Linked DNA regions of Homo sapiens: region 1 is linked to region 2. The links are chromatin contacts, found by Hi-C or POLR2A ChIA-PET in ENCODE. All regions are on one chromosome and are shown on one strand. The core of a region is the stretch at or near the end of the contact, and the rest is flanking DNA. Distances in the headings are between cores, read along the strand shown. Region 1 overlaps MARF1 (meiosis regulator and mRNA stability factor 1). Region 2 overlaps ABCC1 (ATP binding cassette subfamily C member 1 (ABCC1 blood group)).

What was found. Hi-C counts contacts between places; a loop is a spot of excess contacts on that map. ChIA-PET counts read pairs that join two places held with the same protein, here RNA polymerase II (POLR2A). Pooled maps may share reads with other maps.
Region 1: a map of CD8-positive, alpha-beta T cell shows a loop between it and region 2 (4-fold over the local background). The contact joins two enhancer-like sites. A Hi-C loop is called at or near these places in 1 of 168 maps with a recorded cell type or tissue (CD8-positive, alpha-beta T cell) and 2 of 50 pooled maps. POLR2A ChIA-PET finds 5 or more read pairs at or near these places in 1 of 52 experiments (T-cell).

Annotation. Positions count from the first base shown.
Region 1 is chr16:15,627,146-15,634,287 of GRCh38, reverse strand. It overlaps MARF1 (meiosis regulator and mRNA stability factor 1), which reads left to right. Exons shown (of 27, transcript NM_014647.4): 5 at 445-671; 6 at 2,790-2,907; 7 at 3,784-3,956. It overlaps LOC124903649 (a long non-coding RNA gene), which reads right to left and starts at 278. Exons shown (of 2, transcript XR_007065003.1): 1 at 29-278. Within about 2 kb of position 5,172, at least 2 of the 41 ENCODE cell types and tissues checked have a DNase peak (open chromatin) inside an H3K27ac peak, as active enhancers do.
Region 2 is chr16:16,118,222-16,124,797 of GRCh38, reverse strand. ABCC1 (ATP binding cassette subfamily C member 1 (ABCC1 blood group)) reads right to left here. Exons shown (of 31, transcript NM_004996.4): 24 at 2,624-2,823; 25 at 1-9. Among named protein-coding and RNA genes, the nearest start is that of ABCC6, 100 kb to the left of the region's middle. Within about 2 kb of position 4,182, at least 12 of the 41 ENCODE cell types and tissues checked have a DNase peak (open chromatin) inside an H3K27ac peak, as active enhancers do.

The DNA.
Region 1 (7,142 bases), core at 3,923-6,422, 490 kb after region 2:
TCAAAATCAACGACAGTAACAGCTTCACCCTTTGTCAGCTCCTCAGTGTTGGTTACTACCAAGTAGGTAGATAAGTGTGGGCTAAGCTTGAAAGTCGGGTCCTGGAGCTGCAGTATCCGGTCAGTTAGTGTGCTTGTGTTCAGAGAAGCATCACTGCTTAATGTCAGAGTGGCTCATGCTTGGAGGTGGATTTATTGTGGGCTTAAAGTTACTTGACTTTTAGATTTGTCTTCTCCTGAAAAACAGAAATAATCTCTTAGAGTGATACTTTTTGACAGCTTGATTGCTTATTAGGTCAACCAGTGAGGTTGGTAGCCTTAAAACTTGGCATTCATTAATAATTTAGTTTTTCTACCACTGAGAATGATAGGTAGTTTATTATCTTATTGTAACTTGCCATTTATTTTCCACTACAAGTAATTGAAAATGTTAACATTTCTTAAGGGTCACCAGAAGTTGCAGTAGCTGGACAGGTGCTAGAAAACTTACCCCCCATTGGAGTTTTTTGGGATATTGAAAACTGCTCCGTTCCCTCTGGCCGGTCAGCAACTGCTGTTGTGCAAAGAATCCGTGAGAAGTTTTTTAAAGGCCACAGAGAAGCAGAATTCATCTGTGTATGTGACATCAGTAAAGAAAACAAGGAAGTTATTCAAGAGCTGAATAATTGCCAGGTAAAAAAAAAAAATTTAATAATTTTAATCTACAGTAGAGGAATAAGCAGATATTTGTTTGTTTGTTTGTTTTGAGACAGAGTCTAAGTGTCACCCAGGCTGGAGTGCAGTGACGCATTCATGGCTCCCTGCAGCCTCGAACCCTGGGACCCCAGTGATCCTCCCACCTCAGCCTCCCAACTAGCCAGGATCACAGATGCACGCCATCATGCTCGGCTCATTTTTTATTTTTTGTAGAGACGAGGTCTCCCTATGTTCCAACCAGAAACAGAAACTAAGAACCCATGACTGTATTCTGTCCCTTGGACACCCCTGGATGGCTTTCAGGATCCAGGGTTAGGTGGTGGAGGCTTGTCTCAAACTCCTGGGATCAAGCAGTCCTCTTGCCTTGGCCTCTAAAAGTGCTGTACGTGTGTGTGTGTGTGTGTGTGTGTGTGTGTGGTGTTTTTTTTTTTTTTAGAATTCTGATTGAAAATTTGTTTAATGATATTGCATTTGTGCCAAGTTTTCAAATAAAATAAATTAGCAAAAGATCACTTCCAAAGTACTAGAAATAATTTAATCATTCTTTCAGTTATGCTCCCTAATTTATATTTTAGTTCTATACTGGTATAATGGTTATATATGTATTATTTCCTTTGATTTTCATTACTGCTCTTTGAACCAGGCACGTAGAATATATAATTCACAATTTACAAATTAAACTAAGGCCCTGAGAGGTGAAGAAACTTGTTTAAGATCACTTGGCCAGGAAGAGCAAAGATCCAAATCTAGATTTGTCTGACCCCCAGAGTCTGCTTTTAAGCTGAAACTAGAATTTGGGTCTTTTGACTCTTAGATAATTAATTATATTGATAGTCCATATTGCTTGTCTAAAATGATATACCCATGTTCTTTACAAAAACCAGCAAGTTATTATTGTGTATTGCAGGTGCCTGAGGCAACTTTCTCAAAATAAACCTTTCCTTCCTTTGGGGACTTATATGCGAGCCTGATAGTTTTAACAGAAATAAATGCATTTTAGCTCCCTTAGGGGATATCCTCCCTCCTCTCTCTACCACCTCACCCCAGATCCTGAAAGCCATCCAGGGGTGTCCAAGGGAGAGAATACAATCATGGATTCTCAGTTTCTGTTTCTGGTTGGGCTAGTAAAGCACCTTCCTTATCTCTCTTTTCTGCTTATTAGTAGGGACGGAAACTAAAAACTATGGCTTCCAGCTGCTAAAAGCCCAAAACAAAACAAAACAGAAAACAACAACAAAAGGCAGATTGCACAAGCTTGCATGGGTAGCATGGACAGTTGACATAAAACACAGCCTTAAATCTTATTTTAGTCATTTGTCTGATCTTTACCACCTCCAAATTGTTGGCAGAAGCTATTAGAGCAAATTTAACTGAGTTCAAATTTCACTTCCTATATTCTACTTATTTTCTGAAAGGAGGATGAAAGAAATGCAAAAACAGAAGATTGGAGATGAGAGCAGGGTTAGTCACAAACCCAGTTCATATCAAGAACCAATGTTGAGATTACTGAGATCTGTTGTAATTTTTTACCATTCCCAATAGTAATAAGAATTTTTTTCTCAAGAATTACTTATTAAAATATGGGCAGACATCAGTGATAGACTGGATAAAGAAAATGTGGCACATAATACACGATGGAATACTATGCAGCCATAAAAAAGAATGAGATAATGTCCTTTGCAGGGACATGGATGAAGCTGGAAGTCATTATTCTCAGCAAACTAATGTAGGAACAGAAAACCAAACAGTGCATGTTCTTGCCTTATAAGTGGGAGTTGAACAGTGAGAACACATGGACACAGGGAGGGGAAAAACACACACTGGGGTCTGTCTGTCGGGGTTGGGGGAAGGGGAGGAAGAGCATTAGAACAAATACCTAATACATGTGGGGGCATAAAACCTAGATGATGGGTTGATAGGTGCAGCAAACCACCACGGCACATGTATACCTATGTAACAAACCTGCACGTTCTGCACATGTACCCCAGAACTTAAAGTATAATAAAATTTAAAAAATAAAAAATATGGGCAGAATGTGTAGCAATTTTCTAGCCTCAGCTCCTGCTTATTCACCCTTATTATAAATTAATGCAGGTAACCGTTGCCCACATCAATGCTACTGCAAAGAATGCCGCTGATGATAAACTGCGGCAGAGTCTCCGCAGATTTGCAAATACACACACTGCTCCAGCCACAGTGGTTCTTGTGTCAAGTAAGTACAGAAACATCTGCTAATTTCAGCTAAACTCACTGTGTGGGAAATTATCATAGAAGCCAGCAACATGTGAAAGTAAAATGTATCCCCAAAGAGGCTGAAGTACATGAGACATGTTTATGGTTATTGTTGAGAACTGTTTAGAAAAAAAATTGGGTCTAGGTGGATTTCTGTATTTCCTCCTTGGAACTTGAGTTATTGTGGGACCAGGTTTATTTTTTATTTTATTTTTTTGTTTATTTATTTTGAGATGGAGTTTCGCTTTTGTTGCCCAGGCTGGAGTGCGATGGCGCAATCTCGGCTCACTGCAACCTCCGCCTCCCAGGTTGAAGTGATTCTTCTGCCTCAGCCTCCCAAGTAGCTAGGATTACAGGCATGTTCCACCACGCCCAGCTAATTTTGTATTTTTAGTAGAGATGGGGGTTTCTCCAGTTGGTCAGGCTGGTCTCAAACTCCTGACCTCAGGTGATCCACCCTCCTCGGCCTCCCAAAGTGCTGGGATTACAGGCGTGAACCACCACGCCCGGCCGGGACCAGGTTTATTAAAGAAAAATGTGATTTTTTTTTTTTTTTTTACCTTGTGCTCAGTATTAATAATTTTTAAAGTTTAAGTTAATTTTCAAATTTGAGTCTCCCCAACATATTTGCTCCTTTTTAATACTGAAAGTAACATATGTGTCTTGGAATTCTTTTGGTAAGATTGTCTTACATTCTTCTGATGTGAAACGTGTTTCTTTCCTAAGAAACGGGGGAAGCAATTTTGAATATAGTCCAGCCTTTCCTTTCTTCTCAGTGGGTGTCAATAGAGTTGTCTGTCTTTGTCAAGTGTTTCTAATGTTTGGGGATGGGGTTGGTCTGTACCTTTTCTTTCAGCTGATGTCAATTTTGCATTGGAACTTAGTGACCTGAGACACAGGCATGGTTTCCACATTATTTTGGTCCATAAAAACCAGGCCTCAGAAGCACTGCTGCATCATGCTAACGAGCTGATCAGATTTGAAGAGTTCATTTCCGACTTGCCCCCCAGGTTACCACTAAAAATGCCAGTAAGTGGGTTTGCGTTATTTTTGCCATTTTCCAATATTACATTGTGGAGGCTGAAAGACAGCCCATAATAAGGGGGTTGCCAGGCCCAGATGGGGCTGTTCTTTGTAAGAGGTGGGTTAGATTTTGAAGTAAGGCTTAGAAACCTTCGGTTCTTCTCACAAATATACAGATAATTGGTATGTATGAAGTTTGCTTTTATTTATTTCAAAATATCATATGAAATTGACTTGTAGATTTACCTTCCCAACTTGCCAGTGTCTTCAAAGCTAGCAGTGTTTTGTGTCAGGTGGATAGAAATAACGGATTAAAAGTCATGATTCTTTTTGCTTCCAAGTATTATGGGTAGAGAATATGGCGAGGGTTCTCACATACTTGTGTGGTTGGCACCAAATAAGTGGAGTCAATTGTGCATTTTTTTCGGTATTTAATCCTTAAGCTTCAGCGGGCCTCTGAGTCTGTGCTTTCTATTGTGCATTCCCTGTGGTGCATGGACACAATTAGCAGGAGTGGTTATTGCTCCACCTGTGTGTAGCCTGTTTATGCCATATACTGGGAGGAGGGTGTGAGCACATTTCCAGGACTAGCATTTCTGATAGACTTGACTTGGGATAAGAATGTTTATTGCAGTGCTGGGCTGTGTTTAAGCCGCTGGCGAATATGTGTGTAACTCTGAAAGAATTAATGATAATGGAGAAGGAGCCATGGTGTGGGTGATCCAGGAGAGTGGGCAATCCCATACGTTAAATGAAAGTCTTCACATATAATTTAATAACTGAGAGTTACAGAAGTACGTTAGACATGATCTCATGCAAAGTCTTCATTTAAGGGAGAAAGAAATCAGCTCTTAGAAAAAGTAAACGTGTCATTGGTGATTGCAGCAGTTAAGAGAGTGGGCCCCGGGTATCCTGATTCCGGCACTTGCCTGCTAGTCACCTGTGTCCCCGATACCCAACAAGCCCCCTGCGGTCTGGCTTAAGTTGAAACTCATGCTATGGACAGTTGAGAGTTGTGGATACCAGAGGCTTACCCAGGGAGTAAGCATATACAGGCCTTACCTTAATCTTTTGAGGCTCTTTCCTAACTCACCTTTGTCATTATTTGTTTTTAGTCACTTGGCTGTAGTTACATTTCTTCCCTTCTGCTTCTGTTTGACGGTCACTTTTCTAACTTTGAAGGCCTTATGTAAATACGGTGTTTTTTCCTGGGAGGTGAAGGTTGCAGTGAGCTGAGATCGCGCCACTGCACTCCAGCCTGGTCGACAGAGCGAGACTCTGTTTCAAAAAAAAAAAAAAAAGTAAATGTAGTGTTTTAGGTAAGAACTTGCCCACTTTGGAGATTCTTATTCCTTATGGTTAAAAAAACCAAAACAATGTTTTGATAATTCAAACCATTTAGTTTTGCTGGATGTTTTTTCCCATCCACTAGAGTGATAATTTAAGATACATTTCTTTTTATGTTCTTTAGTCTGTTCCTTTAATTTTAATAAATTAAACATACATTGGTACTGCCTGGGTTTTGAGTCCCAGGTGTAATAGGAAAAGTGTAGATTTTGTTGATAATTGGTCAGTACCCCTCAAATAAAAAGAAAAGCCTCTGATTAGAAAAGTATGGTGTGGGCCGAGTGATGTGGCTCACGCCTGCAATCCCAGTACTTTGGGAAGCTGAGGTGGGCAGATCACCAATCACCTAAGGTCAGGAGTTCGAGACCAGCCTGGCCGATGTGGCGAAACCCCATCTCTACTAAAAATACAAAAATTAGCCAGGTGTGGTGGCGGGCACTGGTAGTCCTAGCTGCTTGGGAGGCTGAGACAGGAGAATCACTTGAACCTGAAAGTGGAGGTTGCAGTAAGCCGAGATCACACCACTGCACTCCAGCCTGGGTGACAGAGTAGACTGTGTCTCAAAAAATCTAAAAAAAAAAGAAAGAAAAGAATAGTATGGTATGATCATTGTAAAAACAAACAAAACACAATATTTAGAAATGTGGAAAGTGAAAACCCCACAATTCTACCCTCCAGAAGTAACCACTGTTAATATTTTGGTATTGCCCTCCAGATTTAAAAAATGTACGTTTAAAAAAAAATGTGTCACATATACAGTGTTCTGTGGCTTTTGGAAAAAAACTATGTCAGAGCTTGGATGTCTTTTCATGTTAATATATATTAATATAAATCTGCCACATTTTAAAAACCAGAACTTTGGTTTGAAAAGTACTTGTATGGCTGGTCTTTATTTAACCAGTCTACCTGTTAGTGGACATTTTGTTTATACCCAGTTTTGTGTTTTGTTTTGTTTTTTACCATTTCCAGCAAGGTAATTTATATCTTTAGGCTCCTGGGCTGACATACCATAGGGTAATTTCCAAGGCATAAGAGTTCTGGGTTAGAACTTTACTAGCAAGATCCATGTCTTCCTCCAGGAAGGTGGTACTAATTTACACTCATAAGAGTGTCTGTTTTAAATGTTTGCCAGGCCAGTAAGTGAAAAACAGCATCATCTTATAATTGACTTTTAATCTTTAACACAGTGCAAAATATCCTTTTATGATTATCGTTGTTTGCTTTTTATTTCTTCTGTAAATTGTTCACATCCTTTGCCTGTTGTTAGTGATTTCTCTTATGGTTTCTGGATTTAACCCTTTATATAATTATCTTAAGTTTTCTCCTGGTGCTTTAATGGTTCTGCTTTTTAAAATATTATTCTTATTTAAAAAAAATTTTTTTGAGACTCTGTCACCCAGGCTAGAGTGCAGTGGCGTGATCTCCGCTTACTGCAGACTCCACCTGCCGGGTTCAATTGATTCTCCTTCCTCAGCCTCCCGAGTAGCTGGGATTACAGGCGCCCGCCACCACGCCTGGCTAATTTTGTATTTTTAGTAGAGAGGGGGTTTCACTGTGTTGGCCAGGCTTGCCTCGAACTTCTGACCTCAGGTGATCACCCGCTTTGGCCTCGCAAAGTGCTGGGATTACAGGCGTGAGCCACCGTGCCCAGCCTCTGGCTAGTTTTTTGTAGACGAGGTTTCACCATGTTGGCCAGGCTGGTCTTGAACTCCTGACCTCAAGTGATCCACCTGCCCCAGCATCCCTAAGTACTGGGATTAGAGGAGTGAGCCACAATGCCTGGCAATTTTTAAAAATTTTTAATAGAGATGGGGTCTCACTGTGTTGCTCAGGCTGGTTTTGAAC
Region 2 (6,576 bases), core at 2,933-5,432:
GCCAGCCACCTGCGCCAAGACACACAGGCAGACAAACAGGCATGGAGTCAGCTCTACAGAGACTTGGCTTACAGCTCTTGGGGGAGGAAGGGGATTCTTTGCTAACTCAAGTAACTCCGCAGTAATTCCAGAGAGAGTCCTTCCTGGCACTGCTTTTTCAAAACATGCACAATGGGCGCAGGGTAGGGAGGGCCGAAGGCACGAGGCCAGTAAATCCTCATTAATCTGGCAAACCCATGGATTAAAACAGAGCTCTCCAGAGGCAATCTTCCCTGGAATCTGAAGCTTGCCTTTTTAAGAACCAACTTTTTTCTCATTGAAGCCTTTAAAATACATACACATAGGCCGGGCGTAGTGGGTCACTCCTATAATCACACACACACACATACACACACACACACACACACACACACACACACAGCCGGGCGTAGTGGGTCACTCCTATAATCACACACACACACACACACACACACACACACACAGTGCATTAACAACAACAAAAAGATGTCCTGGAAATTCCTAAATACTAAGAAGACATCAACTGTAAGAGACACTAGGGATTTAAAATAACCATCGTTTCTCGGCCTTTTGGCTAAAAACAAGTAGAAAATAACAGTCTCTTGTTACGAGACAGATCTGGGAGGGGAGTGCGTAACTAGTACGAGTAAACATCATTGTAACGTTCCCAAGCCCAGACTCTTCATTTCAAAGTGTTAAAATATACTATTTTACCCTTTAAAATAGAAACAGAAATCATGTTTTCTGTCATTTTGTTTTTTTGAGATGGGGTCTTACTCTGCCATCCAGGCTGGAGTGTGGATGACATGATCACAGCTCACTGCCGCCTCAACCTTCCAAGTTCCAGTGATCCTCCTGCCTCAGCCTGAGTAGCTGCGACTACAGGCCCATGCCACCACACCTGGCAAATTTTTGGTTTTTTGTTTTGTTTTTAGAGACAGGGTCTCCCTAGAGTGCCCAGGCTGGTCTCGAACTGCTGGGCTCAAGTGACCCGCCTGCCTTGGCCACCCAAAGTGCTGAGATTACAGGTGTCAACCAATGTGCCTGGTCATCTTATTTGTTTAAAGCTAGGTTTAGTATGGTATCATGTACCATCAGAACTATTTTATTTTACTTTTTATTTTATTCTTCTCTTCTCTTCTATTATTTCTTCAGATAGAGTTTCGCTCTCGTTGCCCAGGCTGGAGTGCAATGGTGCGGTCTTGGCTCACTGCAACCTCTGCCTCTTGGGTTCAAGTGATTCTCCTGCCTCAGCCTCCCAAGTACAGGCACCCACCATCATGCCCGGCTAATTTTTTTGTATTTTTAATATAGATGGGATTTTGCCATGTTGACCAGGCTGGTCTTGAACTCCTGACCTCAGGTGATCCACCCACTTTGGCATCCCAAAGTGCTGGGATTACAGATGTGAGCCACCGCGCCTGGCCATCTTATTTGTTTAAAGCTAGGCTTCGTATGATATCATATAGCACTAGAACTATTATTTTAATGTTCTAAAATATAAAGCATTCTAGGAAGATGGGGTGTTGATCTTTTCTCCATTGCAGCCCTTATGAACCAAGTGACTGATCCTCACTACTCCGACAGACACAGCCAGATTGTGACAAACTCCCTAAAAATTCTGAAGGGAAGTCAAGGTCTGTAATCATTCAGGGTTAGCCCACCCAGACTTACGCTATGGGATTAGAGTGTGTAAGACGGGCTAATGGTTATGGGACACCTCTGGGGTGCTGTCACTTTTTCAGAAAAGTCTATAAGGATGCAAATGGGTGAGAGGGACACTTCTCTAAATTCAGCAAATAATTAGCAAACTTCTGCCTCTTTTGGATTGATGCTATTATCTGTGATCCACAAGATGTCAATCTCCCACCCCCATCTCCTTTTTTTGTTTTTCCAGAGACAGGGTCTCACTCTGTCACCCAGGCTGGAGTGCAGTGGTGTAATCATAGCTCAATGCAACTTTGAACTCCTGGGCTGAAACGATCCTCCAGCCTCAGCCTCTCGAGAAGCTAGGACTACAGGCACACACCACCATGATGGGCTACTTTTTTTTTTTTTTTTTTTTTTTAAGAGAGATGGGGGTCTTGCTATGTTGCCCAGGCTGGCCTGGAATCTAATGGATCCTCCTGCCTCAGCCTCCCAAAGTACTGGGATTACAGGCGTGAGCCATGACATCTGGCCCACAAGATGACAATCTCATATGGTTTAGCTTAGTATTAGTAAATTGCTTCTGACACACATCACCCAGGGGTGCATGATCACCCCCAGACGGGAACAGCGGTATGAAGATACTCAATAGCAGAGTCGGTCGCTGGCAGTCTTGCATCACTAGGATGACAGTTAACGGGAAGCACTTGCAGGGCTTTCTGACTCCAGAAGAGCTGTGTCCCTGCACTTAAATGCCGCGGGCACTGCATGTCTACAGTGCCGCTGTCTGCTCTTAATGATTCATCTGTCCTCCGCGCTCATCAAGCCTCTCCATCCTTTCTGCAAGGCCGGGGTTTGGCTTTATACCCAGCTCAAGGTGCGAGGAAAAGATCGAGGCAAAGAGACAAGGTGCTAAGGCGGCCTCCTCCACCCGCTCCTGCAGGCCCACCATGCCCACCTGTTGGCCACGATGCTGGGGTAATAGGCCTTCTGGTTCTCGTCCACCTTCAGGTCACTCTGGTGGATGAAGCGCTCCTGCTCCTCGAAGGCTCGAATGACGCTGACCCCCAGCAAGGTCTCGTTGAAATGGGAATAGACCGGGGAGCGGCTGACCGACTCGAGGCGCTTCAGCTGCCGGGAGGAAGCCACGTAGAACCTCTGGGGTAGAGAACAGACGCGGGGAGTTGATGAAGGTTCCCTCCTGCCATCCTCCCAGGGCAGGGCTGTGCTGGAGAACATCTAGACGTAACCGATACCTCCAGGAGGCAAAATGTTAGAGCCGGGCTGCCCTCACAGGGGTGCCCACTCACCTGGTGAACCACAGGAATAGCACCACCAATGACAAGGACAGTGACAATAATAGCTCACGCTTATACAAAGCCCACAGCCCCAGGCATCGTTCTAAGCAGTTTTACAAACATCAGTTCATTCAATCCTCACAAAAAACCTGAGGTGCTCATTCCTATATGTGATGGGTAGACTAAGGCACAAAGAAGCTAGTTAATCTCCTCCCCAAGGTCACATGGCTAGCAAGGGGCAGAACTGGGATTCAAACCCAGGCCATCTGGGCTGCAAAGTGCTAACCTCTACCCTGTACTGCCTCTCTGAAGCCTTTCACCTCTAGGGTTTTCTGGAACCAGCAGTGTGGTTTTCAGCATAGGCTTTGAGGTCAACGAGACCTCAGTTCAAATCCTGACTCAACTACTGACTGGCAATATAAACACGACTAACACTTTACTTCTCTAAGCCTCAGTTTCCTTATCTGTAAAATGGGAACAACAAGGCTTGCTCGGCCAGGTGGGGTGGCTCATGCTTGTAATACCCGCACTTCAGGAGGCAGAGGCGGGAGATCACTTGAGGCCAGGAGTCTGAGACCAGCCCAGGCACATGGCAAAATGCCATCTCTACAAAAATAAAATATTATTAAGAAAACAAACGAAACAAAACAAAGCTTGCTTCACGGGGTCATTGTGAGGGTGACATGTAAGAGTTACAGTCTTACATGTGATGTGTATTTGCGTGGACACATTATTTCATAAATCATATAGATATGCATGATGTCACTAAGCACAGTGCCTGGTAATACTAGGTTGAACCACAGGAAATAGCTGTTTCTGTAGATAAGAAATAAGTATTAGCAGTTTCATATAGTTTGACCTAACAGTAAGCATTCAGTTAGCTGGTGACTATTGTTATCATTAAGTGACAGAATTCCGCCTGTTGATCACATCCCCTCAGGAGTGACTGTGTCCATGCAATGGCCGGTTCCAGCACACTCAGCCCAGCTGAGATGCCCATGAGGATAGGGTCAATCTCGTCACCCCCCTCCGATGGCCTCCCAGCGCTGTTAGAGTTGCCAACCATGCTTCTTCCCTCAACTCATCTCATCCTGTAACTCTCCCCTTCCTTCCCTGCACACAGGCCGCCTGCCTCCACCCACCATGCCCATCCCGTCCAGGCCATTCCTCATCACCCAGCAGATGGGAGCACAGATGTCACTTCCTCGGGAAGCCCTTCCCATCCTCCATGAGCACCTTCTCCGGGCTTCAGTGTCCCAGCTCCCGGGCTACGATGATACGTTTCACAAGCAGCTCCACCCACCCTCGCGGGCAGATGCTTCATCTGCTCTGCCTCCCCCAACCTGGGCATTCAGCCAGTGCCAGGCACCAAGAGCCTCCCGATAAGTCTTGTTAGATTCAGAACAAAAGCCAACCACCTTCTGCAAGCTTTGTGGAGCTGTGGATCAGAGGCTGCACCAGCCATGTGAGGACACTGCGCTCTCCTAGCCTAGGTTTTTCTCATCTACGCAAAAGGAACTGGTGAGCCCGGGGTTCCTGATTCCACAAGGTGCCTACAATTGCTTATCGACAGGAGAGCTGGGAAAACTAACAAAGGGTTGCTAGGAACTCGGCCTCCCTGCATCCTGCCCTGGGCCAGGTGTACTGGGCTGCTTTGGGGCAGAGTCCAACAAAAAGCATCAATAGCAGCAGGTGGCTTTTACAAGGCCTCTGTGGTTGGCAGCTTCTTCCTGGGTGGCGGCACGGGCGTTAATTGCAACCCACAGATGGAGAGTCTTCTGGGGCCCCAGAAGCTATGTAAGTGAACCCAGGTACCGCACAACCCCACGCAGTCTCAGAATAGCTGTTCTGCCAATTCCTGGAATGTGGATCAGATATAATTTCTTCTCCAGCTGTTCCCACCGCCTCCCATGAAATCCAGACCCCTCTGCATGGCTGAAGGCCCAGGTGATCTGCCCCATCTTACCCTGGACCACATCTCCTTCCTCTCTTACCAGCTTGCTTTCTGAACAATCCAGATGCAAATCGCTCTCAAGTGTGTTACCTGTTCACTTTCCTCCACTTGCCACTGCCTCTGAACCTTACTTACTGGAAAAATCTAACCTGAGATGAATATTTGTTCAGGAATGATCTTATTTTATTTTTTAAGACAGTCTCGCTCTGTCACCCTGGCTGGAGTGCAGTGGCACAATCTTGGCTCATTGCAACCTCTGCCTCCCAGGTTCAAGCAATTCTCCTGCCTTAGCCTCCTAAGTAGCTGGAATTGCAGGCGCCCACCACCGTGCCTGGCTAATTTTTCTATTTTTAGTAGAGATGGGGTTTCACCATGTTGGCCAGGCTGGTCTCAAACTCCTGACCTCAGGTGATCCACCTGCCCTGCCGATCTGATGTTTTTTTCAGACAACTCGCCCTGTCACCAAGGCTGAAGTGCACTGGCACAATGTCAGCTCACTGCAACCTCCGCCTCCGAGGCTCAAGTGACCCTTCCATCTCAGCCTCCCAAGCAGGTGGGACTACAGGTTCACGCCACCACACCCAGCTAATTTTTGTATTTTCTGTAGAGACCAGGTTTTCCCATGTTGCTCAGGCTGGTCTCGAACTCCTGGGCCCAAGCAATCCTCCTGTCTAGGCCTCCCAAAGGGCTGGGATTAAAGGCATGAGCCACTGCACCCGACCGAACTTCATATAAATGAAATCTCACAGTACCTACTCTTTTTCGTCTGGCTTCTTTTGATCACTATAACATCTCTGAGATAAACCCAAATTGTTGTGTATTAGCATTTCATTCCTTTTTACTACTCAACCATAAATTGTATAATTATATCACAATTTATTTCTCCACGGTCCTGTTAATGGACATTTGAGCTGTTTCCAGTTTGGGCGATTATGAATCAAGATGCTGAGAACATTCTAAGCACTGCCTTTGCTCTTTTTTTTTTTTTTTTTTTTTTAATATACACTTAGGAATGAGACTGCCTAGTGAGAGGATAAATGTAAATTTAGCCAAAAGCCATTAAAAAATTAACTATTCTATAATCTCAACCCTTAAAAAGACGATGTTTTCATGTATCTGCCTCCCTTCCAGTCCTGCCCACACACATTATGCATTTCATCTCGGTGATAACGACAGTGCACCTAGAACTTGGTCCTTTGCTAAAATCATTTCCTTTGTTGTTGAAAAATAAAAATCCTTGGTGCTCCAACAGCTGCGTCTTCTAATTATCCCTGCTCAAAGCCACATTGCTCCACGGTGTACCCAAGGTCCTGCTATTGGCAGACATTTAAGTTGCCTTCAACACTGCATTTGGCCTGTTTTGTTCTTTTTGGGTCTTTCAGGAAATTTTCCAGCTTGCGTATGAACACAGATAACATATTTGGTAAATGCAGGGGAAAAAAAAAAAAAAAAAAAAGCTGGCACCAATTTCAAGAGGATATAACGAGACTCCAGGAACTGGACCTACTCTCTCTGATTCCATCACTGTTCGTTCTCATCAATCATTGGGCCACAGTGTGGTGGGGCGCAGGGGCCACATGATTGAACCAAGGCCCCCTGGATGCCACCTGAACAGCTGTGCAGCGTGGTTTGAGATATGGTGAGCCTCATGGTTTCTTA